7 separate regions of the Mus musculus genome follow, and all the other regions are linked to region 7. A link is a loop called in an ENCODE intact Hi-C map of the cell type or tissue named here. Cell type or tissue: heart. All regions are shown on one strand. Each heading gives the region's core, and the rest is flanking DNA. Links, peaks and the distances in the headings are about the cores only. Region 1 overlaps Adipoq (adiponectin, C1Q and collagen domain containing). Region 2 holds the start of Eif4a2 (eukaryotic translation initiation factor 4A2). Region 3 overlaps St6gal1 (beta galactoside alpha 2,6 sialyltransferase 1). Region 4 overlaps St6gal1 (beta galactoside alpha 2,6 sialyltransferase 1). Region 5 has its middle 9.4 kb from the start of C730014E05Rik. Region 6 has its middle 26 kb from the start of Rtp1. Region 7 holds the start of St6gal1 (beta galactoside alpha 2,6 sialyltransferase 1).

Region 1 (4,423 bases), core at 129-4,128, 73 kb after region 7:
TGTGCGATTGTGAGAAGAGAGAGAGAGAGAAAGTGTGTGTGTGTGTGTGTGTGTGTGTGTGTGTGTGTGTGTGTGTGTGTGTGTGTGAGCCCAAGGAGGCCCCGAAGAGGATTTCCTGGAACTGGAGTTATGGATCGTTGTGAGGCACCATGTGGGTACTAGGACCCAAACCTGAGTCCTCTGGAAAAGCAAGTGCAAGGTCTTAATTGTGAGCTGTTTCTCCAGCCCACCTAAACGTTTTTAAGTCTTTTAAAAAGATTTAATTTTATTTTCATTCGAGTGTGTGTGTGTGTGTGTGTGTGTGTGTGTGTGTGTGTGTGATCTGTGTACAGGAGTGAAGCACCAGTCAGTTGTGAGCTGCCCACTTTCAGTGCTGGGAACCGAACTCAGATCCTCTGGAAGAGTAACATGCTCTCTAAACTGCTGAGCTGTCTCTCTCTCAGCCTCTCTTTAAAGTCATTTAACATACATACCAACATTACAAGAAACGATGCTGCCACCCAAGAGAACATGAGTGTATGCACACAAAGACCTATCTCGGGCTGAGGGTGTCACTCTGTAGCAGGGCACTGCCCTCGCATAATCAAGGACCTGGATTCCTTCCTCAGCACAGCAAAGAAAAAAATAAGCAGGCCTAGCTGAATTACTCTTGCCAGCTTTGGGTAGTCTCAGTTTTAAAAAGTGTACTACTAGCCAAGCAGGATGACACAAGCCTTTAATCCCAGCACTTGGGAGGCAGAGGCAAGTGTATCTTTGTGAGTTTGAAACCAGCCTGGTCTGCATAGTGACTTCCAGGACAGTCAGAGTGATATGGATTTTCTGTCTCAAAAACCAAAAACCAAAACAAAAGCAAAAGAAAACATCTGTTTTAACTGTTAAATTTAGTGAGCAAAATAAATGATCTTCATTCTTCAGTCATTTCTAAGATCCTCGTTAAGTTCCTGTCAGTTAATTTACTGGGGTCACAAAGTGTTTCTTCTGCACTGTTGTGCCTTGGATATGTTTTGATTTGGGGTCTTTTGGGGGAGCACTATTTTGAGAATGAGTTTCATGGAACCCAGTCAAGCCTCAAAGACTCCATCACTGGATTTAAGATGACCTTGAAGTCATGATGGCCTCATTGCCACCTCTCAAGTGTTGGGATTACAAAACAAGCACCACTACATAGACTTTTCTTTTTAAGCTTTACCCTTTTTTAATATAGAGCCTTTGTCTATGGCCCAAATTGGCCTCACCCTCAGGGTACTCCTCGTGCGTTGGCCTCCCTGATGTGGGATTACGTGGGTGTACCAGCGGGCCCAGTTCCTGTAACGTTTGGCTGGTTTTATGTGGAGGTTATTGTTCTCTGCACCCACAGTGCTGAGACTCAAACCCAGGGCCTCTCTACTCATCTCTTCGAGGCAACTGCTCTGCCACCGAGCTACATCCCGTCCCTTATTAACATCTCTGCAGGCGATTGTGTGAGCGTGTGTCACCATTTTGTCTTCTTACGTCACACTGCTGTGACTTGCCCTCTAGGTGCAGATCATCCTTCTGTCTGTCTGTCCTCATTCCCAGGTGTACAGGGAGTCTGTCCTTTATTTGCTTAGTTCTGTTGACATTTTCCTTGATTCCAAGCAATAAACAGCTCTTATTCTTGGAAGGATTTGGTATTACCCTGGTTTGTATTTTCACTCTCTCTATATAATATCACTCTTTGCTGTACCTGTGACTTTCTTTTAATGGTGCTATAAACTGTGGCATAAGATCATTTTAAATGCCTTTGATTAAATTCAGCCTTGCACTCCCTGTTGCCTTGGAGCATCATTCTTTAAATACCCAATTCTAGTTTGACCGTACACAAATTGGAACTGGCAGGTGTGGGGAGGAGTGAGCCAGAAACAACTGCCCTAGCATTGCTCTTGGAGAGCAGGAGTCTGCCCTAGATTGGCTCATAATGTCTCTGAGTGCCTCTGTCGCCATCTACTGAATCTGGAGTGATCAAAAACCCAGTCTCAGAAACTGCTACAAAGAAAATGAAGCAGAGCTTGCCCTGGAACTTTCTTATCACAGTCAGTCAGTCAGTCAGTCAGTCAGTCAGTCTATTGGTTGGTTGGTTGGTTGGTTGGTTGGTTAATGTGTGTGTGTGTGTGTGTGTGTGTGTGTGTGTGTGTGTGTGTGTGTGTGTGTGTGTATGGTGTGGTGTGTGTGTGTGTGTGTGTGGTGTGTAGTGGTGTGGTGTGTGGTGTGTAGTGGTGTGGTGTGTGTGTGTGTGTGTGTGTGTGTGTGTGTGTACCCACAGAAGTTAGAGAACACCTGTGGAAGTCAGTTCTCTCCTTCTACCAACTGTGTCCTGGGGAATGAACTCAGGCCATTAGGTTCAGCATCTTTACTCACTGAGTCATCTTGCCCGCCATTGCTCTGAGACTTTTAATATTGTGTGTCTTATGTCAACTCTGCCCTTCTTACAGCTCCAGCAATCATATTCCTGAAAACTTCAACTCAAGAATCTAAGAAGCACCAATCTTTTCCATGGGGAAATAAGAAAGACACCAAAATGCTTGAAATGGAGGCAGGTAAGGAGGGCCCCAAAGACAAAGGGTAGCTCAAAACAGATCCCTAATGCTGGGGAGGAAGGAAGAGACAGAACTCTAGAGTTTTCAGTTCTCTCTCTCTACTGAAAAACCAATAATCTTTCTCATCTAAAAACACATTCTTCCCCCACGCCTCCATGTCCTTAATGCTTTTCTCTACTTACAGGTATGGTTGTTCTGGGATTCCCCGAGTGCCATGGGACTGAAGTACTAAGCGCTGCACACCCTTAGCTGTTCTTTTTAAAGATTTATTTTTATTTTTTAATTATTTGAATATTCATGGGGGTATACACCTATGTACAGGTACCCACGGAGGGCAGAAGGCATTGGATCCCCTGGAACTAAGTTAAAGACAGTTGTGAACCAGGTTCTTTGTGAAATTTCCTCTGCAGATACTGTTAGCTGCTGAGCTCTCTCTCCAGCCCCTAAGCCTTTGGCTGATAAGGACAGATCTCACTGAAGGCTTCTCTTTCACCGAGTTCTGGATGTAAAGTCAGGTCTGGATACCCATGAAGGACAACACAGAATGCCTCTTTTTTAAAAAAAAAAATATTCCACATTGTTTCTGTTCTTTATGTAGACAAAGCAAATGTTGCACTCTGACTTTGAAAGACTTCTGTTTCTATAAGGAAACACTACTGAATGGAACCAAGTGCAAGAGATGAATCTACAGCTAGAGCATGTTACAAAAGAAACATTGTAGATAGGTGTTGGAGGTAGACAGCAAGGATCCAGTATAATGCTTTGCATTTGGAAAGCCTTTGTTCCACCATCTCATTGAATAACCACAGCCGTTTTGGAGACAATACTGGGGGGGGGGGTTACTCAAAAAGATGCATGCTCGGGTACAAACAATCAGTTTTGCCCTTTATGTGTTTGTTGGAAGACTAAGCGACAGACTCCATGAACCATGCCTAGGGGGGTGTCTGGAGTAAGCCAGTGAGCAATGGCTGTCACTTAGGACTGCTCTGACTTAGGGGTGAGGAACTGGGGCTGCTGGGTGCTTGAGTGATAATCTAGATCCAACAGAACCCGTGGAAGTAGAGTCCTGGCTAGATAACCTCTGGCACAGACGGGGAAGAGAAACATACTACCGTCACATACCCTGCCTTTTAGTACCCTTCCCCATGGGGAAAGGGTGAGAGACCAGAGACTGTCAATCCAATGGCCTAGCTTGCCAGCCCCCTCCTCATTCTGCCCCTATTTGCCTCCCTGGCTTTATGCTCTTTGCCTAGAAATGTGATTTCACAATAATATCATAAGACCCAGTTGGCAGAAAGTGCGGAGTAGTTTACAAACTTACAAAATACCGTACACGTTTGTGAGAGAAGGAAAGTAAACAAATATTAACGTATCAACCCACTGTGGACAGCTGCTGAGTTTCACTTCACTCACACAGCCTTAAGGGGAAGACCGACAGCTGAGACATCTGGGAGAGGGAAAGGTTTGGTCATTTCTGCCAAAATAAGAAGCAACCAGGTAGGACCAGGCGTGGTGGTGCACACCTTTAATCCCAGCACTTGGAAGGCAGAGGCAGGCTGATCGATGTGACTTTGAGGCCAGCCTGGTCGATAGAGAGAGCTCTGCTATTTGTTATACAGAGAAACCCTGTCTCAAAATGTTTAAAAAATGAACATGTCATCCAATGACCCACTGGCCTTCCTAGCAAACCACACATGAGTTATGCAGAGGGATGGCTGCATGTTTCAGGACCACTGTATAGTGAAGGGGATGTGAAATTCCTCTTTGACCTGCTGGCATTTTAGCACCAACATCCAGAATCTTGTGAAATTCAAGACTGGAGTTTCCTCTGGGACTGGCAGAGATTAGGCTACAAGGAGAGAGAGAAG
Region 2 (4,423 bases), core at 305-4,304, 120 kb after region 7:
TGAGGGGCTTCAGCCTGCAACTTCTGCATTTCATTTCGAACATTTGTTCCTCCAATGCAAGCATGACAAGTTGCTCCCATATAATCTCCAAGAGCCAAAATTACCTTTTGGATCTAAAAGCCAAAAATGGTAGTTATTCTATAAAACCTAGGTCTAAGACTAAGCTTAAAGGCATAATTGCACTATTATATATGCCAACAGCTTTTATGCATGCATAGCACAAAATTTACTAATTTCAAGCTTAAAATTCACCTTAAACTTAATGCTCCCTCCTCTTTTTAAACTTGGGACCTTGTTACCTCAAACACCAACTAGGAACGTAAATAATCAATTTCTACATTCTCCACTGTGTAGTGAAATGCTTTTAAGGGCAAATATTGGTATTTTTTCCCACAAGGCACTGAGCCTTATAATCTTGACCCGAATAAAGCTTGCAGCTTCATCAGGAAGTATTACTTCAAAGCCAATATAGCAGTGCTTTGAAAACATAGCATGCAACAGATGCATCACAAACTACTGAGACAGTCAAATGTTTAACATGTCACTGCAGTTTTCATGTTGCACAACTGCATTCCAAATTTTAAATGGGTACAGATATAATCCACCCTGAGAAACCTATGGGTTTAACTGTTGAGGTGCAATCAATCCCTAAAGTCATACCTACAATACCCATTTCCTGCTTAGCTTTCAACAAAACTCCCTGCATGCATGGACAATTAAAATGGGGGCTCTCACAGGACTAGGACAATTTATACGTTTTAATTTTAAATTCTTCACAGTTGTGAAACCTGAAACCTATGCAACACGCAAGCAGTTTTTTGAACTACACTATCAATACCTGTTGAGCCAGTTCTCTGGTGGGGGCCAATACTAGTGCTTGGGTCTCCTTGAACTCAATCTCCAACTGTTGCAGGATGGAAATAGCAAATGTGGCTGTCTTGCCAGTACCTGACTGAGCTTGAGCAATCACATCATACCCTAAAAAAAGTAGGATACATATTTACCGATCCCACATCAAATCGTTACTTCTACTATACACCATGTATTCCAGTTGGAACATAAAGTTACGCCCACATAAGTGATCAGCAAGAGTATTCTCTTCATTTCAGGTCAGTCCCGAAAGATGATTTGCCATCATTTCACTTTAAGGAATACAATCAGGTGCTAGTACTTCCCCAAAGGTCACTTTCCCTTTTCCGGTCCATGTATGTGCAGAGCACTTATCCTAACGGCAATAGAGTTTTACCTTTAATACAAGGGATAATAGCTCTTTGCTGAATAGCTGAAGGCTTCTCAAAACCATATGCATAGATGCCTCGAAGAAGGGACTCCTTTAAATTCATATCATCAAAGTTATCAACAATTTCATTCCAGTTGCTCTGTAAGTTAATAATGAAACTATGAATAAGACATGAAAAAAAAATGTACCTTTCCAAACCTTTAACGTCCACACCCACTCCTTACCTCGATGACACCATCGGGGTCCATTCCCTCTGGGCCGCCATGTTCTCTGCTGACAACAACACTGCAGTTAGACATACTGCTTCCAAGCCACGCAGAGACCCTTAAAGGGCCCTTCCACCCCGTACCTCATTCCCCTCCGCGCCCCTGTGCTCTGCTGAAAACGCCTCAAAACCGGCCGCAATGCTGCGAAGCGCCATTCGCCCTCCCCAACAGCTTGGGACTTGGACCCCTAAGTATAGACGCCCCTTTACTCAGTGCCCTAGGACCAGGCCCTCCCGCTTGGGAAGCGAAGCTCTCGCGAGTGCTCCGCGCGCCGAGCTCCGCCCCTAACTCTGCGCAAGCCGGCGTGATTGACGCCGAAAGGCCCAGGCAGGTCCATGCCAACGGCTCCGTCGCTCCGTTTCACGGTCCAGGGTGATCGTCCCCTGGCCGTCCAATCTCCCATCTCGACAGAACCCTAAGAACGCCAGCTCGCGCCACTGGCCGCCAATAAACCTTCGGGTCCCGGTTACCCGCCCCTAAGCAGTCTGCGCCACGGCTCCGCTTGCCATATCCCGTACGGGGAGGGGCAGCAGCCAAGATGTCACAATGTGTCCTAAGAAAGGGCATCCTTAATACTCCGTTCTTGTATCCGTCCTGTCTCCCCAACATCTGGAGTCTTACCATCATGGAAGCTTCTCGAAGGGCACAAGGAGAAGTGTGTGCCCTAAGAAAAAGCCCGCATACCTGCAGTGTGGCCGCCAAGCAACCCACCTCAACGCGGGTCCTAGTGACCTTGACTACAGGCCACCGGCCGCCCCGGGAGCGCCGTACCTGTTGTAATCCGCGGAGCCACCAGACATGATCCGAAAACCCACTCAGCGCCCGACTGAAAAGACAGGCGGACGGCGCCGCCCGTTTTTTATAGGCTCGCGGCCGGAACCCGTTTCTCGCGGAGGAATTTCCTTATTCCCCTTTCGGAAGCCACAAAATTGTACTCCTGGAGTTTGTTACCGGAGGTGAAGCCCTACAGGAGTCGATGACAAAATCCACATTTCACTATTACTTGGTATTACAGCGTTCCCGGAGATCCACGAATCGGGAACGGGTCTGGGACTCTTTGCTTTCGGCGGAAGAATATTGCAGCAGCGCGACCGCGCGCCGCGCTCCTCGGCCGCCCTGCTCCTACGGGGTTTCCGCGGCCCTGCCGCAGAGGCCGGCGGAGCCCTGGGCGCTTAGGGCGGAAGCCGGTGGCGCTGTTCGCTGGCGGGCGGCGTCTCCAGGACGCAGCTCCGGGCTACCTGCGCGTCAGCGTGCCCTTGGTCCGAGCCACCGCGTTCCGTGCCGGAACAGAATAGGGTTACCCCGCCCGTTCTCACTGCTGTTTAATGTGACAGGAAAGGGCTACCTGGCATTTCGCCCAGCCATTTAATATCCATTCAGATCTGGAACGTGTGAAACCCCTGCCACGGAAAATGTCGGCCACCCAGCACATCCTAGGAAATCCAGTTTGCAGTTCTATTTTTGTAAGACGAGAAGCACAGTGTGTAGTATCATTAACAGATGTCCCTAGGGTGGTGATTCGATTTTCATCTCTTTCTGGTCGGTCGTCTTCAGCTCTGGCTTAAAAAATAATGCTAATAATTTCAACCTAACAGGTGCGAGAAATGACTGATAGAATCACTACCAACTTGTGCAAAGGACCTGTCATTCTTTGTAACACAGAAATGTAAATGGGTGCTTCTGGCAGACTCAGCCCTAGCACTTCAAGAGCTGATTGTCTCTTCTGGTAAAACAAAACAAAAACAAAAAACAAAAACGATTTTAATCATCTAATATTGCCTTACTGAAATTGAGACAATATAGTTCGTATTGCTCGTAATAAACTTGCATGGCTGCATAAGCCTAGACGTTTCCAGTCAGCCACAACTCGAGCCCCTTGCAAAAAAATATAAGATATTTAATCCTTGAATTTTAAAATATGAAAGTATCCTGAACACTCAAAAATTTTTCTCATTAATTCAGAAGACCAAAGACTGACTAACCAGAGAAGGAAAAGGCTCAGTTTGGTAATTTACGAAAAGTATTTGGCTCTAAAAAGATTAAATTAGATTAAATTGTATTTGTTTATTTATTGAGTGTGCACCTCAGCGCGTGGAAGTCAACGGACGACTCTTAGGAGTTGATTCGTCTCCTACTACTTGGATCCCACAAGTGGGTCCTGGGGATGGAACTTAGGTCAGCATGCCCTAAGGCCAGCATTGAATCATCTTGCCAGCCCTATGTGCTATCCTTACTCAAAAATAAAACCTGTACTTATTTGGAAGTTATTGTGTCAGAAACTGTTACAAAATGATGACAAAATAGAGACCGGGTGTGGTGACATGGACTTTTAACCCTAGCACTCAGGAAGTGGAGGCTCGTGGATCCCTGCAAGTCTTAGAGGGTTCAGGCCAGCAAGGGCTATATAATGAGACCTTGCCTCAAGGGACAAGTGAGTGAGTGACAAAATGGATTGGCCATCCTGTGTAGAGTCTCTTTCAAAGTTGCCATAAAAATAAAAATAAATAATACTTCCTGATCTAAGAAACTCAACAAAGTTCAGTTTTTCTGAGGAAGACTACATGTGCCTAACAGATGTTTTCGTTATGGTTAGTACTGTCATTACATGCCCTGAGGATTTTCCTAAGTCCCTTAAGAGGAAATATTTAAGGCTAACCTTTAGACTATAACTGTGGAAGACATTTTGTATTTAAAAAGTATAGTCTGAGTATGGTCACACATGTCTTTAATCCCAGCACTCATGGAGGCAGATGGATCTCTATGAGTTTCAAGGCCAGCCTGGTCTACATAGTGGACAGTCAGAGGTACATAGTGAAACCCAGTCTTGGAAAAAAATGACAATAATAATAATAATAAATTAGAAGATAATAAATCAAAGTCTCCATCCCCCATGAGGTGTTTCCAGTAAACACTGTGC
Region 3 (4,423 bases), core at 214-4,213, 63 kb before region 7:
AAATGCTCTGACTATGGTTCCTCACTCATACACCTTGATGAAAACAAGCGCTACAATCCTACTTACAGACGTCAATCAGAAGAGAGCATTGGATGAGAGGCGGAGCCTGTGACTGCATTGTTACTAGGACTTTTCTGTATGAACAATGAAACCCTTACAACAATGGTATACGTAGAGACGCTACTGTCGTCTATTTTACTATTTTATTTTTGAGACACAACGTGGCCATGCATTCCAGGTCTTAAACTCACAGCCTCAGCATAAGAGTTCTGGAATTACACGGGTGAACTACCACACTCTCTCTTATGTCTATTTAGAGGGGTGGAAAAATGAGATTAAAAGCAGAGTAAATAATCTATCCAAAGACTTCCATCTGTGCCTCCAAAGCCCGTGTCAGAGCCATAGGCTATGGGGCCACAGAAGCAGACAGACAGCCCCTCCTCTTTCCTAAGGTTTGTAGAATTTGGAATGAAGTCCTGCCCTATTTCTGTGCAGCCGTGGAAGGCTGAGGCTTCACCTAGGGTCACACCATTACCAGTCAGATGACCCTATAGTCAGTTGCAAGATGGAACTGACTAATTGGGTTTCTGGAGAAAAGGGCATCTCCCAGCTAACAGTGGTCTCAGCATCAGTGGTTAAGTTATTCTGGTGATACTAAAAAGCAATGTGGCAAAGGACCCACAAGTGCAAGACACTTGTCCTTCAGTTAAACTGGATAAAACATGGCATAAAGTTTTCATACCTGTTGCTAATAAAGCCCGAGTGTCACCCAGAGGTAGGGAAGCTAAGTAGCGCCCAACTAACATCTAAAAACCTGAGCGCTCTCTGGGTGCTAAATCCAAAGACTTAGTGCTTATTATAATTTACAGTTCAAAGGTCAAAAAGATCATGAGTGGACGGTTGCACGCTATAGCACCAAAACTGAGGTCAAATATCAAAGCAACTTAAATATCCACAGAAATAAGCAAATTATAATACAGAATTCTAGATCCTCCTAGGAAACTGCTAGTCTATCACCAACACTACCTAGCTGGAAAACGTTTATAACAAATGGGAGGAAAAAAAACCCAACATGAGCTTTTCATCAACACCAACAGGATAATGTCATCACATGAGGTGCTCTCTCGGTCCGTGGTTGCGGGGGAATCCTGCAAAACCACAGCATAGCACCGGGATGCTGAGATTCCACAGTCTCCCTCCCTCGGCTCACAACTGAGCATCATAATGCTAAGGGATTGACGCAGAAGCACGTCCATTCAGCACCAACATCACCCTGGCCTGGCATCACTGAGTCATTTCAACCTTGAATGTCATCTAATTTCCAAAACAAAAGCTGTTCTAAGGGCCCAGGTCCTTTACCGTTGTCGAATGCCCTTAAAGGCAATGGCTTCCCTTGCTTCTTCCAACAGGTTGAAGGACAGCTGGGTAACTGGCTACCCAGGCTCGGCCGATGGGCATTTTCTCTACAGCACCACCAACAGCTCAACCCCCTCAGAGGTTCTATAGCAACACCAAAGCCTCTGCCCACCTTCCCCAGTCTTCTGGGCCCAGAGCAAACTTCCATGGTTTACAGACTGCAGAGAAGGGAGCAGAAGGCAGCCCTTGGCTGATCTGGCTCCAGCCCTTCTCAGCCCACCTGTGACTGGCGTCAACTGACCTTACCTTATGAGGCTCCATTTCCTAAGCTACTAGGTAATTAGTTCAGTTCTGCGCATGGTGTTGAGGGATGAGAAGCCATGTATGCAAAATGCTAAGAACGTGCCATGCTGTTTTCCCTGGCCACGTGTGGCTATTCAAACTGATGTGTGCTAGCAGGAACAACGTGCTCACCAGAATTCCAAGATTTCCCATGGAAAGAGGAATCGAAAATACCTGGTTAATAATAATTACATTGATCATGTAATAAAGTAATATTCCAAACACATTGGGTTAAATAAAACATTATCTACATTAATTTTACCCACCTTAAAAAAAAACTTTATAATGAGGCTATTGCAAATTAGCAACATAAACACAGCCCACATCCGTGGCTTGCTGTTGCCGTCAGAGAGCACAGGCTTGGGACAGAGTGACATCTTCAGAGTTATTAGTTCCTTCTCTGTTCTTCCCCCCTGCTTACTGTCCACAAGAACAGCTCAGCATTCTCAGAGCATGGAAAGCTTAGTCACCATTGCTGTGTTGGGTGAGTGGTTCTCCTTTCCAGCTGCAGCGTACCACCCAGAGACACATGATGGAGACCAGAAAGAAAACTAGACCTGCACGAAGGGGCTCCAGCTCTCTACCATGGTTACTGACCATCATCCTAATGCTGCATTCTTGAGGCACAGCTCTGTCATTTACAAAACGAAAGGTCATGAGACTTTATTCTGTTGATGACAAACTGTACACGTGGTGCTCCATGATAAACTGCAAAGGACTCTAGACAGGATTTAAAAGTGTCACTTGAACATTCATACTATTTTCTACATTTGGGGTCTCTAAAAACAGATCTTCCCCCAAGAATCCATCTCCACCTTCCTGCGGGAAGCCTGTTAAACTACATTGTGCTGGGAAAGAGGCAGGCCTGAAGGAGCTCCTGGAGAAATAGCCTCGCAACAAAATTGAAAAGTGGAGGGTACCAGCAAAGACAACAGGGAGGACTCCAGGCCACACACTTTGACAAAGAAGAGGATGCCAAGGTCCCAGCAAGCAATCGTAGAATCCCTGGCATTTGACCAGTGTGCCGGAGGCAGTGGTGGCTGCTCAGTATAAAGTGTATGGCGAGCTGTGTCTGGCCTCAGGCCCCCCCCCCCTGCCTGTGCTGTTCCAGGCTCCTCCAGCTTCTCTCACAGTCCACTCAGGGACTTGCATGGTCAGTTCTTGTGTGTGCGTGGAGTACCACCTGTGACATGTGTGGTTCGAACCGCAGCTATTTTCACAGAGGAACTGGTGGATGTAGGAACTCCTGTCTCAAAACATCCTGTTCCTGCCAGGTGTGGTACCACCTGTCACCCCACCCCTCCAGCTTCTTACTGCTGAGGCAGCACGTTTATATTTATATTTCAAAGCCAGCCTGGGCTGCATAGTAAAAGTAAAAACATACTTAAAGTAAAAACAGGTAGAGGAAGAGGAGGGGTGGCTATACTAGGCCTCTAGAATTACAGTCAACGTTAGTGGTGAGGATAGTCATATATGCCCACATAGAAACATGCAGATGAGAATGGGCCTGCAGACTGGCCCAGACTCGCGCACACTCTGATCATGCAGCACTGCCTACCCACATGGGAGCAGAGAACTCGTAACTATCATTACGCCCTTATCATGATCAGATCACTAACCATCACAGTAAGGAGCATTTACACAAAGGATGGTGCCAGCGATTTACTAAAGGCCTGCAGGCAAATGGTTCTGCCTCTGAGCACACTGAAGTTCCCAGACAGTGAGTGCTTTTCCCAAAGGCCACACACAGAAAGTGACACAACAGTCACAGCTTACAGTCCTGCCCATCTCCTCAGCACACTGCGAGGGAGAGATGGAGCCTTAAGTAGTTACTTAAGTAGTTACTTCATTGGACACCCTTTGTTTTCTAAAACAGTACCACACACACACACACACCACACATACACTACCTACACAAACACACATACACACACACGTACACACACATGCACACACAAATACACACACACCACACACACGTCTGAATTGTCTAAGATGCAGTGATCATCACCATGGGATACCCATGGGCTGGTATCTACAGTTCTGTAAGACTGTACTGTTGTTGTGCTTCCAGCTTATAAGACCTTCCTTTCATGCTGATATGAAAATAAAAAGTGACTTCACTTAGATTGAAAAAGGTACAAATAACAGAACTAGAATTAGAAGTGGGAGAAAGCATATATTTTTAAAAAGTCTTTAACTGTCAGGCTCATTGGGGTATAATAATGGCTGCTTAGGAATTGAGTCAGACTAGCTGTTCACAAGAAGAGACTCACAAAAGATATGTTCTGGCCCAGTAGTGGTGCTGCACGCCTTTAATCCCAGCACTTGGGAGGCAGAAGCAGGCAGATTTCTGAGTTCGAGGCCAGCCTGGTCTACAGAGTGAGTTCCAGGACAGCCAGAGCTACACAGAGAAATCCTGTCTTGAAAAAACAAACAAACAAACAAACAAACAAACAAACAAAAGATATGTTCTGAACAAAGGCTAATCAAGCAGTGACCACAGAAACCCCAAGGATTTGGGGAGTGCAGATTCCTTTGTGAAGTGTTCCTTGGAGTCTTCCCTAAGGTGCTGATCAAATGCCTGTGGAGGCAGCCTCTAGCCCAAGCTGGAACAGTGAGAACATCTCCTAGTTCCAAGCTGGAACATCCCCAGTCAGAGCCCAGCTCACAGCGAGTCCAGCCATCAGAGCTCAAGAATCCTCTCTCAGTGATACCACCCTCT
Region 4 (4,423 bases), core at 269-4,268, 110 kb before region 7:
GCTATGAGATATTTTAAGTTTCTTTTTTTTTAAAGATTTATTTATTAATATATATTAATACTTAATATACAAAGGCATCTCACTGGGCTATCCCACCCTTCAATGTTAGTCATAGGCAGGGAGGAGATTCTGGCAATGGAACACTCATCAGTATATATTAAGTACACTGTAGCTGTCTTCAGACACTCCAGAAGAGGGAGTCAGATCTTGTTGCGGATGGTTGTGAGCCACCATGTGGTTGCTGGGATTTGAACTCTGGACCTTTGGAAGAGCAGTCGGGTGCTCTTACCCACTGAGCCATCTCACCAGCCCATATTTTAAGTTTCTAAAATGCTTTATATTAGATGTCGACTAATATGCTCTTTGGGGATTTTTTTTGGTTTTGTTTGTTTGTTTTCATTTTGTTTTGTTTGTTTGGTTGTTTGGTTGGTTTTTTTAAGACAGGGTTTCTTTGTGTAACAGCCCTGGCTGACCTGGAACTCGCTTTGTAGACCAGGCTGGACTCAGATTCACACAGATCTGCCTGCTTCTGCCCTCCAAGTACTGGGATTAAAAATGTCCTCCACCACGGCCCAGTTTATTAATATGTAATCTTCAAATAAATAAGTAATGAATGAATGAATGGCTAACGAATTAGAGCTGCAGCTATCAGCACCAAACAGAGGAACCTAGAATATTCCTATCATGGGATGCAGTAAGTCAGTGACCTAAGCAGTCTGGCAAAGAGACCATGGAATGTCTTCCTAACCAGGGACTATCCAGGCTGACAGAGACTGACCAAAGAATGGACGCCTAGTCTCTTAGTCTGTGCCAACTTTGTTAATCGTTAGCTATTTAGATAAGAGTCACCTAAGGAACTGTGACAATCTGTAATGGTGCGCCATGGAAGGCCTGGGGAAGTAAGTTCCCAGTGTCCCTGTGAACTGTATTTATGACTCAAAGTTTTATTCTGATACTAAAAGAATACCAATTCGGATATTCAGCCCCAAGAGAGGTGGCAGCAGCTGCTGCCCTTGCTGCTGCTATTGGCTGGTTGGAGATATCCTGACAATGAAGATTAGACATGCCCCAAGGAACTTGGTGCCCCAATCAGCAGGAAGTAGTCTAATGATATCAACATCCCCTTCCCCCCTTTACCATCTGCAGTCACAGCTCTCAGTAATAACTACTTATGTCTCTGTCAAATGATTTATATCGGAAAGAAAGGGATGTGAAGTCTATGTAAGTTACAGGGGTCTAAGAAAGCAACTTCTGTGGATGTAAAATATTGTGTAAGTTCTGAAGGCCTTAGGAAGTTATTTAAGATATATGAAAAAAATGAGAGAATACAAAATGTTTCAAATTTCCGTCCCCTTCTATGATGTTGTTGTTATACTAAGATCTCAGAAGTTCAGAGTTCTAACATCGATTAACGGAATTCTGATAAACTGGTAAAGCACGGATTACCATTACTAGTCACAAGCTCAAGATCTGACGTTTCCTTTGGTTGTCTGCTTCTGACCGGGCTAAAACCATCTCGGCTCAATCTGGGTACCCAGCCCTCTGGACAGAGAAGCAAATGTCCATACTTTTTAAGGCAAACCCATCGCTTCTGCTAGCTCATAAGCATGCTTCTACTCTGTTTACAGAATTAGCTGCTTTTTCTACAATGTGGATTTCAGTGCGGATTGTGAACAATGATAACGCTATCAAATCTAAAATTTTTATCTCTTTTTTTAAACTAAAAAAAAAAATCAAAAATACTTCAGGGAGTTGTGGAAGTCGTTCCGTTTTGGATCTACCTCTCACAGATCAAACAGACTCTAGATAAGTACACCCTAGTTGTCTGTGCCTATATCACTCCCTCCCCAACTCAACTCCCCCCCACTTTGGGATTCCTCCCCTAACCACCAGGACTAGGGTCCTGAAAGCTACAAATGTAATATTTTTTTCCTTTAAGTTTCTTGACTTTAACTTCTATCCCTAGTCTATATCTGATTTAGCAGATTTCCACCTTGCTGACAGATACCACCTAGAAATCAGCTGTGGACAAACTGTTCCAAATGACTTCAAGGCCTGGGCTTGCTGGAAGCTGATGCGAACCAGTCCAGTTCCCTTTCTCTTCGGCTGGGTCAGTTAACAAGATGCTTCTGATGAGTGTTCCATTGCCAGAATCTCCTCCCTGCCTATGACTAACATTGAAGGGTGGGATAGCCCAGTGAGATGCCTTTGTTTGTTAGGAACGAGTCTTGGAAGAGAGCACTTGGACTTCCCCTTTCTCTAGTCCCGTACACAAAGTGAGCAATGGCGTGCTGTCTCAGCACAGGCTCTCATGTAACTGGGAGCCAAAGTAAATATTTTCTTGTTCTTAAGATTTATTATCATTTTAAATTGCATCTAGAGGTGTGTGTGCATGAGCACTAGAGCCCTCAGAGCTCAGCGTCTTCTAAGATGACCCTTGTGAGCCACTTGGCATAGATGCTGGGGACCCAACTCGGGTCCTCTACTGGACCAGTGCACACTGCTAACCAGTGAGTCTTCTCTCTAGCCCCAGCATTTTCTCCTTGTAAACTGAATGTCTCATGTATTTGTAGTAATAATAAAACGAAGTCAAATGTCCCGTTATGCTGTTTTAAATGAACTAGTTTTCAATATCTGTCTCCTAAAAGGGTAAAGAGGGGGAGATCTGGGCTTTAAAATCTTTGCCAGAGAGGAAGCTGCTTTTAACAATAAGGAGGAAGTGTAGTGATGACCTTGGCCATCTACTCTGAGCTTTTATCCCTGTGATAACAAACAGCAATTAGCAAGACCTGATCTCTATCTAGACTAATCTAGGACTGTGTACACAGCTGCCGTGTCCTGGAGTTAAGAATGGGAAGTGGGGGCTTATAGATGCTAACAGCACAGATTGACCCAAATTAACCAGTTTCCCATTTAAACCTGAAGCTCTAAGTCACCTAAGACCTATAAGTCCCAAAATAGTGTCATCTCTACTGGTCACAGTGGTGGTCTAGGAGGGAGACAGGCTTGGGGGGGGCTTCCTCCTGGGCACCTCCCCAGAGGCTTCCTTTCTACCTGTGTTGGTTTTTAAATTTACTCAGCTCCATCTCATCTACACCATGAAAAGAATAGAAACGCCAGTGCCCTGCTCCAAGTTACCCTGCATTGTGTAAAACAGTGGTCTATCAGTCTGTGCCATCCTGAGAGAATCCATTCTCAAGGAGGTTTTGACACCATCTTGAGGAGGGAGGATGACTCTGTACCAGTGTGGACATGTCCGGCACCACTCACATGCACAGACTGATGAACGATTTATTCCTGGGAGTAGGAAGGGTGCCACCCTGTCAATTTATCAGAGTGAATTGAGAAGGAAGGGCATAACATAGGTATCTTAAAGGCATATCAGGTAAATCAGACCAGAAAACTTACTGGATACACTAGATCATAGCGAGGCAAACACTTAAAACTACAGTGGCAGTGACCCCCAGCAACCTGTCAGCTGCTGACCACCCTAGTATGCATGTCAAAGGACCAACTGGCAGATCTCGCCATTGTTCTCCAGGGTTCAGCTTGGTTTAGTCCTGCTTTTGATAGTCTAACAGAATTACCATCTACCTACATTCTCTTCTCCCACCCAGACCTGCCCACCTGCCTGTTCATTCATCTTGACCTGCTCCTGCCCTTTTGTCTATACAGCTCCACTAGACTCTATAGCTCAGTTCTGACCCTGAAGCCTAACACTGATATCTTGCCCCTTACATTTCTATCAATTTCCCCGTCGTAGGCCTTCATAAACCTATGAACACCCCTGCAATAGCCATTTAGTTCTTTCAGTCACTCTTCAACCTCTTCACATACACACGTAGATAGATAGATAGATAGATAGATAGATAGATAGATAGATAGATAGATAGATGATATATAAATAGATAGATGAATAGATAGATAGATAGATAGATAGATAGATAGATAGATAGATAGATAGAGATAGGTAGCTATATGATGGATAAATAAATGGATAGATAGTAGATAGATGATAGAAAGATAGATAGATGATAGATAGATAGATAGATAGATAGATAGATAGATAGATAGACAGATATATATTTTGTGTGATATGAAATGTGTGACTTGAAAGTCAATGTTAAAAATTAAGATAAGGATAAAAGAACCCACGTTTGCTCTGGCTAGGGCTGCCAAAGAAAGCAGGAATTACCTGGTAAGTTACTGCCATTGGAACCACTGTAGCTTTGGCTACAGTATGAATTTACTGGCATCCAATAAATCCCAACACTGTGGAAAGCCACTCTTGTAGGCTACTGAACTATAATTATACCATCTTGTTACTGTATTCTTAAGATACTTTCATTGTTAAAATTACCTTCTTCCCTTGGTTCACTTAACAGGCCGATACATTCCTTAGGGACAAAGGTTTTCTGTGTTT
Region 5 (4,423 bases), core at 254-4,253, 59 kb after region 7:
AGTTTATGAGTGCTGGGACTTGAACCCAGCACTTCCTGTGTGTTAGGCAAGCACTTTGCTAACTGAGCTACATCCCCAGCCCTATTGCAAATGACTTTTCTGAACTGTTTGCACATTCGGTCAGGCCCTTCTAAGAAAAGAACTGTAATAAGTGGAGTTCGTAAGCTTCCCGTACTGTAGACTCTAATTCAGAGCAGTCTATTCTAACTTGGCTGCTTGATCTTAGGTCTGGAGTGAACCCCCCTCGTCGGCTGTGGTTTTGTACCCAGGTAAGGCTAGCTGTTTATCGCACTATCCCACCCATCAGGTACTTTGCTTTCTTTCTTTTCAGCAAATCTCTCGCTGGCTCCGCAGCCCTGGCTAACCTGGAAATCCAGTGTAAATCAGCGTCACCCTTCCCATGCAGCAGCTTTAATGGGGCCACATTTACCCTGACTCCTCTCCACTTCAGATTCACTTTCTCTGTGGTAAGGAAGCTGTATTTTATTTTTAATTCTTATTTTTACATTTTATGCACTGTATAATTTAAAACGTTTTGTTGGTTATTTTAAAGTAAAGTAACCTTAACATTGACTCAGCCTCGTTCAGCTGGTTTAAACAAGCTCCCCCTGCAAGACACTCCCTGGATTGTCCTTGTATTCTACTACAAGGAACCTAAGACCTCAGAACTTGTCCAGTTGAACGATGGCTAAGACATTTCCTCATGTTTCCTGTTAACAGCCAGACTCTCTGTCATAAGACAAACTCAGTGACTCACTTCCCAAGGCAAGAATTTTTCCACAAGACCGTGAACATTCAAGCAAAAGGTCCTGTGAACAACCTGTGCCCCAAATGTCTCAGAGCCAGCAGGAAAACGGTCATTGGGATTCTTCCTCTTGTCTACATGGGCTCTGGGTCTGCTCCTTGTTAAGCTGTCTAAGAGCTGTGGCTTTGAACACGTTAGCTTCTCTTACACCCAGCTTTCAGATAGATCAACTTGGTCAGTGATGTTTTATAAAGTGCCATGAGGATTAAATAAAATAATACCTTTTAGGTACTTCAATAATATTATTGATATTTTTTCATTGTCATATGTCTTGTACATATGAGATGCCGAATAAATATTTGCTAAATGAATACATGGCTTCTGTAAGCCAGTGATGAAATGGAAAGTTTCACAGAGGTTTCTAAGATGGTAATTGAAGGCTAATAAATAAATGGGAAATGGCAGTTTTTTATTTTATCCTGTGACAGCCTAATAATAGTGCCTTTGTTGATCCATTAACAAATATTTTTGCATGACTAGACCTCAGAAGACCTCAGACTGATCCCTGGGCACAGGCACAGAACAGTTCCTGGCCCTATGTCATTGGATGCAAATAAGAAACTTAGTCTAAGCTCAAAAGAGTAACTGTAAAAATCTAGGAACTGTGTGTCAAAGGACTCTTGAGGAGAAACGTGGGGAGCTTTCAGAAATCAAGGGGAACTCCCCTATCCTTCCTCTCCCTTCCCTCCCTCTCTTCCCTCCCCCTCCCTCCTCCTCCCCTATCCTCCCTCTCCCCCATCTCTCCTCCCCTCATTTATTTCTCTGTAGCTAAGCTTCTTTTTCCTATACTGCATAGTAGAAGATGGCCACCTATGAGCTTTAAGTCTGCATAGTGTGTTCTGATCCACACTCATGGAAGAATCTGGCTGACCCAGTCTGTCTGGAGAGGCTATAGCAGAATTCTACCCTGGGTAATTTAAAAGGCATAGAAAATCGTAATTCATAATGGCACACAACTGTAACTCCCATTCTTGGGAGACTTAGGAGACCTCCAGGTGGAGGCCAATGTAGGTTCTCGAGCAAACTGCTTCAAAACATTTTTTATTAGCTCAAATTTCTGGAGAGTGGGGAAATCTAAGATTAAGACAACAGAGCTGGAGAGATGGCTCAGCAGTTAAGAGCACTGGCTGCTCTTCCAGAGGTCATGAGTTCAATTCCCAGCAACCACATGGTGGCTCACAACCATCTATAGGGGAATATGATGCCCTCTTCAGGCAGGCGGATGTATATGCAACAGAGCACTCATACATTAAATAAATAAAGTTAAAAAAAAAAAAAATGACAGCAGTGTGTGGCCAAGCCCTCCTTGCTGAAGCGATCACATGGCAGCGAGGCAAAAGAGAAAAAGGCAGACTGGCCTCCCAGGGTGGACGTGTTAATCCTTTCATTAGAACAGGCACCAGTTAATGGCTTTGCCTCTTAACTACTTTTCACAATGGCAACTAAATCTCAACAGGAGCTGGAAGTGCACGTTGAAACCAGCGCGGGGCGTACTTCAAGTCCCCACTTGAGGCCGTTCAAAGGCTTTTAGGAGAAGGAAATCATGGGGCATCTTAAGGGTACCGGAAAAGCAGTTCTAGGAGGCTGCCCCCAGGAGGTTGAAGGAAATATGACAGCATCTAGCAGTTCCTGCAGGTGCTCACACATCACAGCCATGACCCTGACCACGAACTGAACCACAGTCATCTGTTTTCCTTTAAGGATTTCATAAGTGCATATACTTTGTTTCAATCAAATCAACCCCCTAGTCCATTCCGTCTAACTCCTCCCCTATACCCGCCATCATTTTTGTCTCCCAACTTCCTATGCTGTACTAAATAAAACCCATTGCGACCTCTTAGTGCGTCCTTAGTGCGTCACGCAACATGTGCTTGCGTGTTGGATCGTCTGCTGAAGCATGGTTAGTCTCTCAGGGGCAACGCCTTCGAAGAAAACGGATCCCAATGGCCCATCAGCTATCCGATGCCAGCAATGTCTCAGCTACCGGTAGAGCTTCATGCGTGTCTGCCCAACCATTGTAGAGAAATAAACCTTTCACAGCAAACACCGAAAGCGCCTGAAAAGTGAACAGGTAGGCAGCCAGGACTGAAGCCGGAAGCTGAAGAAATAGCCCAGCTGAGCGTTCTGGGTGTGTTTGTCTTTTCCAGCTTCTCGACTTAGGCCAAAGGCAGATCAGACTCGGAAGCAGCGTATTCCAGACCATCAAGCAAGCTCCAGAAATCACCTTTGCGAACCAACAGGCCCGGAAAAGTAGCCTCTGCACCAGGAATGCCAATAGAAACGGCTGCCTTTCTTGCCACTCTTTCCTGCCTGCAAGCTCCTGATGCTGCAGGCACTCTTCCACCGCTCCCAAAGAAAGCTTGCCCTGGGACCAGAGAGAGTCAGAGGGAGGGTGATGGCTTTCAAACCGTTCAAGACAACCTAAGGCTTCTTTGTCGTCTCTCTAAGAACTTTACTCCAAACCAACCATAGTTACACAAAACAGCACCAGACCTCAGAAGAATCAGGAAAGGGAGGGTCCTGGGAGCTGAAGAATGCCAGGAAGTGACCAGGAAGCTTGCTGGAAACGGGTTCTTTTCACTCTGTAGAGGTCCCTACATAATTCCTAGACTTAGTTCCAGGCTGCACAAATGCAGAATAGATCCAAGGTCGCAGACTCAGCTACCAAGTCCCAGAGTAAATGCCACGCAGGAAACACAGAACACAGAAGGTAGTAACTACCCGGTCTCAAAGCAGGAATTCACAAAGGATCCACACCCATGGAGGATGAGACACTGTGTGTAATCTGAGCCTAAGCCAGTTAACTCTGCTCACACAAATATGCACATTTACTTGAGGATTTTAAGAGAAGCCAGGGTCTTGCTTCACAATACCCAAATGTGCTAGTTCCAACACAAAATCCCAAGCCACCATGGCAGATGAAGGCCAACCTGGGAGACACAAGGAGACCTCCCTGTAAAGAAACAAAACATCATCTAATCCACTAAGAACCTGAGAAATCGTCCCAATATTCAGGAGAGAGAGGGGGGATGGGGGGTGGGGGGGGTAGGACGAAGGGATGGAGGGACAGAGTTTGGTTTCTTGTTGCTGTGATAAAGACCATGATCCAAAAGCAAGTAGGGGAGGAAAGGGCTTATTTCAGCTCGCCAGCCCGTCTTGATCAGAGTTGCTAGGGGAGGGCAGTCTGGGAAGGAACTGAAGCAGAGATCGTGGAGGCATGCTGTTTACCAGGTCACCTGCCCCCAAATGCTTCAGTTTCTCTCCATTTAGGATGATATTGGCTGTGGACATGCTGTAAATTCTCTTTATTGTGTTGAGCTTTGCCCTTTTATGCCTAATCTTTCCAGGATTTTTACAATGAAGAAGTATTAGATTTTGTCTAAGGCTTGCCTGCCTGCCTGCCTTCCTTCCTTCCTTCCTTCCTTCCTTCCTTCCTTCCTTCCTTCCTTTCTTTCTTTCTCTCAACTAATGAGATGATCATGGGAATTTTTCTCTTTCAATCCTTTTATGTAATGGATTGTATTTATTTATTTATTTATTTATTTACATATATTGAACCATCCCTGCATCTCTGGCACGAAACCAGTTTATCATGGTTGATTTTTTTTTAATGTGTTC
Region 6 (4,423 bases), core at 223-4,222, 180 kb before region 7:
GGACGAGCGCTTGACACATCCTCTCCAGCAGGAGCTGTTACTTGTTTTGTCATTCTGACTGGTGAGATGAAGTCTCAAAGTAGTTTTGATATGTATTTCCCTGATGACTAAGGATGTTGAACATTTCTTTTCTTAGATTTATTTATGAAACAGGAGTTTTGCCTGCATGTACATCTACATACCAGAAGAGGCTTTCAGGTCCCATGGGACAATAGTTACAGACAGTTCTGAGCTGCCAGGTGGGTCCTGGGGATTGAACTCAGAACCTCTGGAAGAACAGTCAGTACTCTTACTGCTGAGCCATCCCTCCATCCCTGTTGAGCATTTCTTTGTTTCTCTTCCATTTGAGTTTCTTCTTTTGAGAATTCTCTGTTTAGCTCTGTAGCCTGTTTTTTTGTTTGTTTGTTTTTTGTTTTTTTTTTAAATCGGGTTGTTTGTTGTCTTGATTTGTCTTGATATCTGGTTTTCTGGGTAGTTGATAAAAATCTTTTCCCATCTGTAGGCAGCCACTTTGTTCAAATGACGGTGTCCTTTGTCATGCAGCAGCTTCTCAATGTCACGAAGTCCCATTAACTGTTGTTCTTAGTCCCTATGCTATCAGTGTTTCATCCAGAAAGGAGTTTTCTATGTCAATGAGTTCAAGGCTATTCCTCACTTTCTCTTCTACAAGGTTCAGTGTATATGGTTTTATTTTAAGGTCTTTGCTCCATTTGGAGTTGAGTTTTGTGCAGGGTGGTAAGTATAGATCTATATGGATTCTTCTACATGCAGCCATCCAGTTTGAACAGCACCATTTATTGAAGATGCTATCTTTTTTCCCCTGTGTATTTCTAGGTTCTTTGTCAAAAAAAGATAGGTGTCCATACATATGTGAATTTGTGACTGGATCTTCTGCTTGGTTCCATCAGTCTATGTGTCTGATACTGTGTCAACAGCACGCTGCTTCTATTACTACAGCTCTCTAGTACAGCTTGAGACTGCAGATGGTGAGACCTCCAGCAGTGACTTGATTATTCAGGATTGTTTGTGCTATCCTGGGTTCTTTTAGGTTTCCATATGAAACTGAAATTTTCCCTTTCAATTTCTGTGAAGAATTGTATTGGATTTTTGGTAGGGACTGCATTGATCTGTAGATTGCTTTGGATAGGATGGCCCTTTTTACTGTATTAATTCTGCTGATCCATGAGCACCTTTCTGACATTTTCTTCAAACACTGCAACCCCTTAACATCTCAAGGCCTGTCGTACCCTGCCCCCTCCTCAAGCCCCAGGCCTCCCCTTGACTTTGTTTCCCCTCCCCTTGACTTCATTGTTGTTTCACTTGTGTTTCTGGTGTTGGTGTGTGTGTTTGTGTGTGTGTGTGTGTGTGTGTGTGGCTTTCCACAAATCATTCTTGTACACATAAAAGTAGATTGCAATTTTATTTTATTTTATTTTACTATTAGTCCTTAGATGGCTGTGTGGATCCAGAAGGAATGGAGGTCAGGAGGAAGTGGGAGGTATAGGGGCAGGGAAAACTGTCATCAGAATATATTGTATGAAAAAAAATATTTCCATAAAAGAAAAAATAATGAAATAAATAAACAAAACAAATAGATTGCAGTAGTTATTTGCCAGGTAGTTATTGTTATTGTTTCTGTTTGTTGGTTGGTTGGTTGGTTTTGTTTTTGCTTTCTTTATTCTTCTGCCAGGAACACTTGACCCTCAATATTACCAGGTAAATAAAGGAAGAAAAACACCCAGGAAAAGAGACATAACAGGCTGAGGTGCTGGCTCAGTAGATAAAGTTCTTGTTGTGAAAGCAGGACGATCCAAGTGCTGATTTTTAACACCCACATAAAGGCCAGGTGGGTATGTCAGGCTGCCTTGTAACCACAGTACTCAAAAGTGAAAGATGGAATTCCTGGAGAACGCTGGCTAGCGAGATTAGCTCATTCGCTGAGCTTGAGTTTCAGGTGAGACACCCCACACACACACACCTGCCTTAATATATAAGATAGAAGAGGAAGACTTCACAACCATGTACACACATACATGCACATGCATGTGTGCCCACATGTGTGAGCATGCAAACAGGCATAGATGATAAATGTCCCTCTATATTCTATTTTTGGAATAGGATGTTGTATGACCTCACCACACAGTAACTGATCCTGTCTTTGCACGCTCTGGTAAGTACCGGAGCACCTACTGCTGCATCTTGTGCCAAATTCCTTCTGATAAGATGATAGAAACCAGAATGAGGTGGAACTGAGCCTCCTCCTGTAAACAAAAGCTATCTCACAGGAGCGTTCCTTCCAGTTGAGTCATGTGACCTCCTAACCTTCTAGATGTAATTTGAACAAGCAGGCATCCTGAAATTCTAGCTGCCTGGGGGCCAGTTGATTTAGAAAGAAATCAACCATTCAGAAGGTTATAACCACCGCAGGCCACAAGGGGGCAGCAGTTTCTGCTCTTACTTCAGGAACTTGGACAACCATAATTAGGAGTTGGGCAGAAAGTATAAATTACAGTGCATTTTAGTGAAAATAAGAACTATAGCTGCAAGCAGCAGCATGGAAGACCCTCACAACATGCTGCCAGATATAACACACACACGCACACACACACACACACACACACACACACACACACACATTATAAATATACCACCCTATTCAAACAAAGGACTCAAAGAATTAAAATTTCCCCCAGGAATGCCATCCATGCTGGGTGGGGCGGGTGGTGGTGGCGGACAACAGCCTGGCAGGGGAAGGATTCATAATCAGAAGGCGTTCACACTGTTCTTTAATAAACATGTGTGCATTTCCTGGTGTCTGTCTGTCTTTTCTGTCTCTCTCACACTCACATCTTTTACATCAAACTGTAACACTGCTGCTAAAATAAGGGAAATTGGGGCCCCCTTTAGTGGGTCTTGGTCTCTTTGATAAAAAGAATTTTAAAAACAGTCAGATTGAGACACGCTGACTCCGTGGCAGGCTTCAAGCTGGCTTCAAACAGGAGACTAGGCCTAAATTTCTGTTTCCAAGACCCGGGCAAGTCCAGACCTCAGAAGCTACCCTGCCGTTGGCCCTGAGGTAAGGACACGGTCAGCATCACTTTCCAGATGTCCTCGGGAACAGTTTTCAGACTTCCCCAGCAATGGTTCTGGAATGTCCCCAGAGATAGAGCCAAGAGATAGAGGTTACCTACCTACACCTCCCCGGGACTCCCTGATGTACTTTAAATTGGGCCTGCAAACTCACATGGGCATCCCCACATTGGAACAGGAGACTCCAGCATTCTGGACTTCTGCAGAATAAAACACTCTTTGCTTTTATATACTATTTGAGTCCTGGGTATCATTCTTTGGTGAATCATGGACCTTTATGAGATAAAAATGTCAGGACAATTTTATTAGAATTTAGAAGGAAAATCATAAGGTAGCAAGTTGGAAATCTTGCCCAGAGGAGAATGGAGAAGGGCACAGCCATGCTGTTTGAATTAAACAGATATGGAGCTCAGACACAGGGAGGGCAAGCGACCACCTGGCAGGAAGCAAAGCATTAGAAAAGTAAAGCCCAGACCATTAGGAAAAGCATGCTTAGAGAGGGGGCAGGAAGAAGAAAAGCAAAGTCACGCTTGTGTGAGTAACTCAGACTTATAGAGCTGTATGGCTGCACTGTGAAGGAGACCGTGCTGGGGTGGGGTGGGGGTGGGGGGTGTCTGGGAAGAAAACATGCCTTGCCTCAGTAAAGGGATAATTATTGGCTTAGGGTGGGCCAATTCTTCCTGAGGGATAGATCCTTGGCCAGGTGACCAACCTGCCCCTGAATTAACTCTTAGTGGGGGAGACAGTGCAGGAAGTGGAGGGAACAAAGAATCCTGGCGCTTTCTCCCACTCTCACTCACTCTCATTTGGCAAACCTACAAACACCTCCACCTCCCTTCCTCCTTGATTTCCCAGCAGCCACAATCTGTAATGGCTTGCTTCCTTGTGAGACTAGGAGAAGGAAAGAAGAGGTTAAGGAAATAAGAAGAACGCCTGTGGGCGTTGGTATTTGAGGAGGACAGTGAAGACCTTGTAGAGTGAAGACCTTGTCAACGTGACTGATTCATTACTGGGGGAAGGTGGTATTGTAGATAAGGGAAAGAACAGCCAGCGGCATCTGGGGGAGTCAGTAATGGCTGCCTTTCTGGGACAGAGAGAGTAGCACAGAGAGCAGGAAGGGGGAGCAGCAGCCTGGTTATTGCCAGGGCTGCAGGAGTAGGGAAGAGCATGAAGATAGTGGGAGACTCTTGCTGGTTACTATGTGTTATGTGGAAGAGGAAGAAGGGGAGGAGGGGGAAGGGGAGGAGGAGGAGGAGGAGGAGGAGGAGGAGGAGGAGGAGGAGGAGGAGGAGGAGGAGGGGGAGGGCAGTTATCTGGAACAGCTGGAATCTAG
Region 7 (4,423 bases), core at 195-4,194:
GGAGAGAAAAGCCTCCAAGCACAAACTAGCTAGCTTTAGAGAAACTAATCTCACTGTCCTCTGCCTGCTTCTCTGCTAAACACAAAAGGCACAGTCACTTCCACGGGAATCATACATAATAGATAAATTAATTAAATAAAATCAATGAAAAGAATGCTTCGTTCTGTACTGAGGGGCTCAGAAGCAGCTGACTACAAGAGACACTCTCCTCCCAGCGGGGCTGATGTCAACAGCCCCAGCTTCTGCCCGAACAAAGGCTTCTTAGCGCCCGCAAAACATCTAAGCCTCTCCAGTTGGCCCTAGTTCAATTTGAGAACAAGAGGGCAGCCAGGAGAGCAGAGCAAAGTTATGAAGCGGGACAGGCTGAGAAGTGGGGGAAATGCTAAGTCCCTCTTCTCCACTAAAACAGAGAACTCTAGAAAGGTATAATGGAAGGGCGCAGTTTCCAATTTGAATTATTTTCTTTGTTTCACTCCGCCCTGCCTGAGGCTACTGCCTTTTAAGCCGACCGCAGAATCCTCTGGATGAAGGCCGAGCAGTTGGAAGACCCAAGGGGCTGAACTCTCAGACCTCAGCTTCCTGCCTGTAAAATTAAAAAGGTTCCCTAGCTGTCGCCTGGATTTTTTCAATAACAAAGGTACACGGTTGAAGGCTGTCCAGTTGTCTTCAGAGACAGGTTAGTCTCCACAGGGACTACTCGAGGTGCAGCATCAGATTGGTAAAATGCTGTCACTCCTGCACAGGTCGCCTAGGATCCGTTCACCGCCCCCTTCCTGTCCTCAACTTTTCCTCAGAGCTGACAAGCCCAGACCTCAATACGCTAAAAATCCGGCTGCGTGAGCAGAGTGAAAGTTAAGGGGAAAGCACAGCAAACAGTGGACCTACCTCTGCGAGCCTCCGATACGTCCCCGTCTAGACGAGGGGCCCCCGTTGGCCTTGTGTGGCCAGGGCCAGTGACACCTGAAATGTCTAGCCACAGGGAGCTCCCAGGCGAAGAGCAAGCAAAACCCAAGACCTCACTGGTGGATTTTGTTAAAATGAACTATTCTTTCAGCAAGCTAGGGAGGCGCTCGAGATTCCCCAACAGGGGCAGTCGCCAGTGCACGGGGACAATGGTGTGTCGGGCAGGGTCTATTTTAGAAGGGTACCCTACAGATCCTTAGTTCAGCCCACGACTCTTAAGAAAATCTCGAAGAAGAGATGAGGGCTTGTAGGTTTCACCTCCAAACCCGTGCCAATGGGTGAAGCATACGTGTGGGTGGGGTGGGGGCTTTTTGTCGGCTCTTTCTTGTTTGTATTTTCTTTTTCCTTTAAAAATCAACAGGTTTAGTCCGTCCCTTCACAGAGCACCGCTGCGAAAGGTCCCCACCTCTCCAGCAGTAGTAGGTGGCCTCCAAGCGCCGCACCCGTTGGTTTGGCTGGAACAATAACCTGACCAAAAGAGGTTCAGCCGGGGCACACGTGCGTTTGTTGTGGTGCCTGCGCTCCCCCTCTCCTTCCACCGGGCTTGTTTTCCTGCTCTGTTACCAAAGTGGGCAAGATCTAAAGAGACCCTCACTCCGCGAGTCAACGCCTTACACAATACAGACGCTGCAGTGTAGGTTCCTGCGTCCCCGCACACGTGGGTTTGTTATGGGTGCGCAGGCTGGCGTGCCGGGGGGTGGGGGTGGGGGTGGGGGATTAGGGAGGGGAGGCCAAGGCGGTCCCTCCCCTGGACCCGCGACAGACATCCCCAGCCCGGGGCGGCGGCTCCTACTCCCGCAGCTAGGGCTGCCTCTCAGCGCACCCCTGCACTCCTTCTTCAGACCCGTGCCGCCCGCCTCGCCCCTACTCACTTGCAGCTCTCTCAATCGGGAAGGCGGCTGCGGTCGCTGAGCCCACCGAGCGCTCGCACGGCGCGCAGTCCGATTCCCTTTGTTAGGGTCGGGCAGTGCCAGGGCGGCTCCCCAACCCAGGCTGGCGCTCAACTCCACTCCCCCAGGTGCCTCTGGATCTTGCCGGGCCGAGGGAGAAGAGCCCGGGACTCAAGCTCCGAGTGAGTCCCCTTGAGAACGGATCTTCTGGGAAGCAGAGAGGGAGCACAGATGAGGGTACAGAGGACCGGGAAGGAGGGAAGAAAAGCACGGCAGACCGGCGGGAGGACGCTTGGTCTCCGTTATGCAAATAGAGTCGTTAAAACTAGAAAAGTGCTCTATCACACCGGTCCCAAACCATCCTGGCCCTCTGGAGGTCGCTAGCGAGCAGGCTCAAGGTTAAAGGTGCCTGCTTAGGGCTCCCCGTAATGCAGGGAATCTTGCAGTCTGTCCACAAAGAGCAAGCCTTTGGGGCGGAGCAATGCGGCAGGCAAGGAAGCCCAAATGCTGCCTCCACCCCCACCCCCTGCGTGTCCCGATGGATTGGATTCAGTGTTATCTGGCGAAAACGTTCTTACCAGAGTGCTTGTCCTGGCTCTGCACAGGGTGATCCTGATCAAACAAGTCATTTAACCCCTGTGAAAACTCAAATTTTTATGTAGGACACATACATCTTAGACTGTAGTATTTAGAGTTTAACAAAAATCCCCCAACATTAAGTGTATCCTGTACACAGCCTTGTCAAACTTTTTTTTTTTTTTTTTTAGATGTTCTGGAGTCCTGCGACCTGGAACTCTCACAGTAGGTACGCAGGCAGGCAGGACCCGGTTACAAAGGTAAAGACAGCCGGGCACCTTCCTTCCACTGGGCTTAGGATACGGCTGCTGGAGAAGTCAGGAGGAAACATCTTGTTGAAGAAGCAGTCTGGCAGTCTGACCATCTCTGATTACCCACAGACCACTTCCGAAAGACTGAAAACTTTCCTCTGTAAGAGAACTGGAAGCCACCATCTGGCCGCTCCTTCGGTCCTTTCTATCCTAGAGAAGAGATTTGACTACTCTGAGGCAGTAATCACATCCCAAATATCCACCTCTGAGCTGGGAGAGGAATCAAATAGAGCTCCAAGAACGCAGAAAATTGCTGGTCTGGGTTTTCTGTGTAGCAAAATAGCCTCTACAGTAAGATTGCTGGAGCCAGGACCAGAGCGTTCTCTTCAAGTCCAGATAGCCGCTTCCCACCACCAACCTGGGAAAGAAAAGATTGCCGCCTCCTCCCCAGCACCTGTCTTTCAGATTGTCTTCCTCCATCCTTTGATTCTGAGCCCCTAGCTGCTCACCCTCCCCCAGCTGCTCTGGAGCCAGAGACCCAAATCAGAAAGTGCCAGACAGTGAATTCAGTTCTGTGGCCAAGAAGCTATTTGTTCTTGGGTGAGTTCCACAGTCTTTCTGGGCCATTCTTTCCTCTTCTGCAACATGGAGAGCTAGAAGACAGCACTAAGGATCATGTTTACACGAAATGATTTATGTGGAGCAAGTAACGTAGAGTCTAGCCTACTGAGCATGCTCATAATAGTGCACTCTGCTGTGAGCCAATGAAAGCAGACCCCGGGTGACTGTTTCTGAAAGGGTGCTAACTGAAAGTCGAAGATTTTGTTCTACATTAAGAGGCCATTAAACGATTTTAATGCATGGCTCACAGTGCATCCTTGTGCTTTAGGTAGATTCTTCGGTCGCGGTTCTTGAAGATGGAAACAGGAGCGAGGACTTTAAGTGAGAATCTCAGACTGACTTGGGAGCTGACAGACAGTGGAGATCGCTTAAGCACCTGAACTGTGACGCTGACACAGGAAATGAAGAAAAGGCATCTAGACAAGAATCACCAAAGACACAGTGCTGGTTTCAGTGTTATACACAGTAAGGTGTTAAACCCACTTGTGGATGAGGAAATTAAGTCACCCAGGCCCTTGAGAAATCTCAGTATCCCTCACGTTCATTGAAAGCCTCAATCCTTTCTTTCAACCTCCCTCTTGTTTCCACTCAATTTAAGAACTAAGAACCATACAATAGGAAAGAGACTCTTTTAAAATGGGATACAGCATCTACTCTTAAGTTCTATTTTCTAGAACTCTAACCAGTCAATGGGGGGGAAAGGGAAGGGGTTCACTCTGGGTTTTGAACTTGCCACATTGATAATACCCACACACTGTGGCAAACCTAAAAAGAAGCCCTGGGGGGGGGGGGGGTCTAGAACAGATAAATAGACATGTAGGGATATTCCCAGAAAAACTGCAGGGGCATCACCATCTGGTAGCTTTCCAAAGTGGCTCTTTCATCAGTAAGGCCTTCTGACCTGCAATGAGAGACAAAATGTTGAACTATATCTCAGGACTATAGAGCTGCAGGCTACAGGAATATAGTTCATCATGCTGGTCGGGGACTATAGATTGTCAGGCTATAGGAATGTAGTTCATCATGCTGGTCGGGGGCTATAGAGATGCAGGCTATAGGAATGTAGTTCATCATGCTGGTTGGGGGCTATAGAGCTGCAGGCTATAGGAATATAGGTTATCG

Evidence for each region. Hi-C counts contacts between places; a loop is a spot of excess contacts. Peaks named below come from ENCODE experiments on the same cell type or tissue, not always from the same donor. Only the 100,000 strongest peaks of a DNase experiment are listed, where the experiment ranks them.
Region 1: it touches region 7 in a loop (6-fold over the local background); 18 of 42 quality-filtered maps call a loop at or near these places.
Region 2: it touches region 7 in a loop (2.6-fold over the local background); 2 of 42 quality-filtered maps call a loop at or near these places.
Region 3: it touches region 7 in a loop (1.8-fold over the local background); 15 of 42 quality-filtered maps call a loop at or near these places.
Region 4: a loop joins it to region 7, with 2.1 times the contacts of the local background. A loop is called at or near these places in 3 of 42 quality-filtered maps.
Region 5: a loop joins it to region 7, with 2.5 times the contacts of the local background. A loop is called at or near these places in 21 of 42 quality-filtered maps.
Region 6: a loop joins it to region 7, with 4 times the contacts of the local background. A loop is called at or near these places in 17 of 42 quality-filtered maps.

The regions. Positions count from the first base shown.
Region 1 is chr16:23,149,120-23,153,542 of GRCm38, reverse strand. The region is part of intron 1 of Adipoq (adiponectin, C1Q and collagen domain containing); the gene reads right to left. Among named protein-coding and RNA genes, the nearest start is that of Adipoq, 4.8 kb to the right of the region's middle. In heart, for the core only: a CTCF peak has its summit at 1,950; a DNase peak (open chromatin) is centred at 1,942.
Region 2 is chr16:23,105,675-23,110,097 of GRCm38, reverse strand. It overlaps Eif4a2 (eukaryotic translation initiation factor 4A2), which reads right to left and starts at 2,630. Exons shown (of 11, transcript NM_013506.3): 1 at 2,278-2,630; 2 at 1,465-1,510; 3 at 1,247-1,379; 4 at 839-978; 5 at 1-113. The coding sequence starts at 2,306. It overlaps Snord2 (small nucleolar RNA, C/D box 2), which reads right to left and starts at 1,145; the gene lies at 1,078-1,145. In heart, for the core only: a CTCF peak has its summit at 2,699; DNase peaks (open chromatin) are centred at 1,847, 2,347 and 2,697; H3K4me3 peaks cover 2,956 bases; H3K27ac peaks cover 2,658 bases.
Region 3 is chr16:23,285,216-23,289,638 of GRCm38, reverse strand. The region is part of intron 2 of St6gal1 (beta galactoside alpha 2,6 sialyltransferase 1); the gene reads right to left. Among named protein-coding and RNA genes, the nearest start is that of Gm30814, 39 kb to the left of the region's middle. In heart, for the core only: no CTCF peak of the experiment used is centred there; a DNase peak (open chromatin) is centred at 2,158.
Region 4 is chr16:23,330,705-23,335,127 of GRCm38, reverse strand. All of the region lies in intron 5 of St6gal1 (beta galactoside alpha 2,6 sialyltransferase 1), which reads right to left. Among named protein-coding and RNA genes, the nearest start is that of Gm30814, 6.2 kb to the right of the region's middle. In heart, for the core only: no CTCF peak of the experiment used is centred there; a DNase peak (open chromatin) is centred at 2,177.
Region 5 is chr16:23,163,631-23,168,053 of GRCm38, reverse strand. No RefSeq gene overlaps it. Among named protein-coding and RNA genes, the nearest start is that of C730014E05Rik, 9.4 kb to the left of the region's middle. In heart, for the core only: a CTCF peak has its summit at 2,384 (motif pointing left); DNase peaks (open chromatin) are centred at 783 and 3,423; H3K27ac peaks cover 345 bases.
Region 6 is chr16:23,401,403-23,405,825 of GRCm38, reverse strand. No RefSeq gene overlaps it. Among named protein-coding and RNA genes, the nearest start is that of Rtp1, 26 kb to the left of the region's middle. In heart, for the core only: a CTCF peak has its summit at 2,418 (motif pointing right); a DNase peak (open chromatin) is centred at 2,415; H3K27ac peaks cover 558 bases.
Region 7 is chr16:23,222,642-23,227,064 of GRCm38, reverse strand. It overlaps St6gal1 (beta galactoside alpha 2,6 sialyltransferase 1), which reads right to left and starts at 2,325. Exons shown (of 8, transcript NM_145933.4): 1 at 1,836-2,325. BC106179 (cDNA sequence BC106179) reads left to right here and starts at 1,581. Exons shown (of 3, transcript NR_152126.1): 1 at 1,581-1,597; 2 at 2,621-3,280; 3 at 3,570-4,423. In heart, for the core only: CTCF peaks have their summits at 1,065, 2,034 and 2,234; DNase peaks (open chromatin) are centred at 254, 944, 1,664 and 2,324; H3K4me3 peaks cover 2,521 bases; H3K27ac peaks cover 3,174 bases; H3K27me3 peaks cover 453 bases.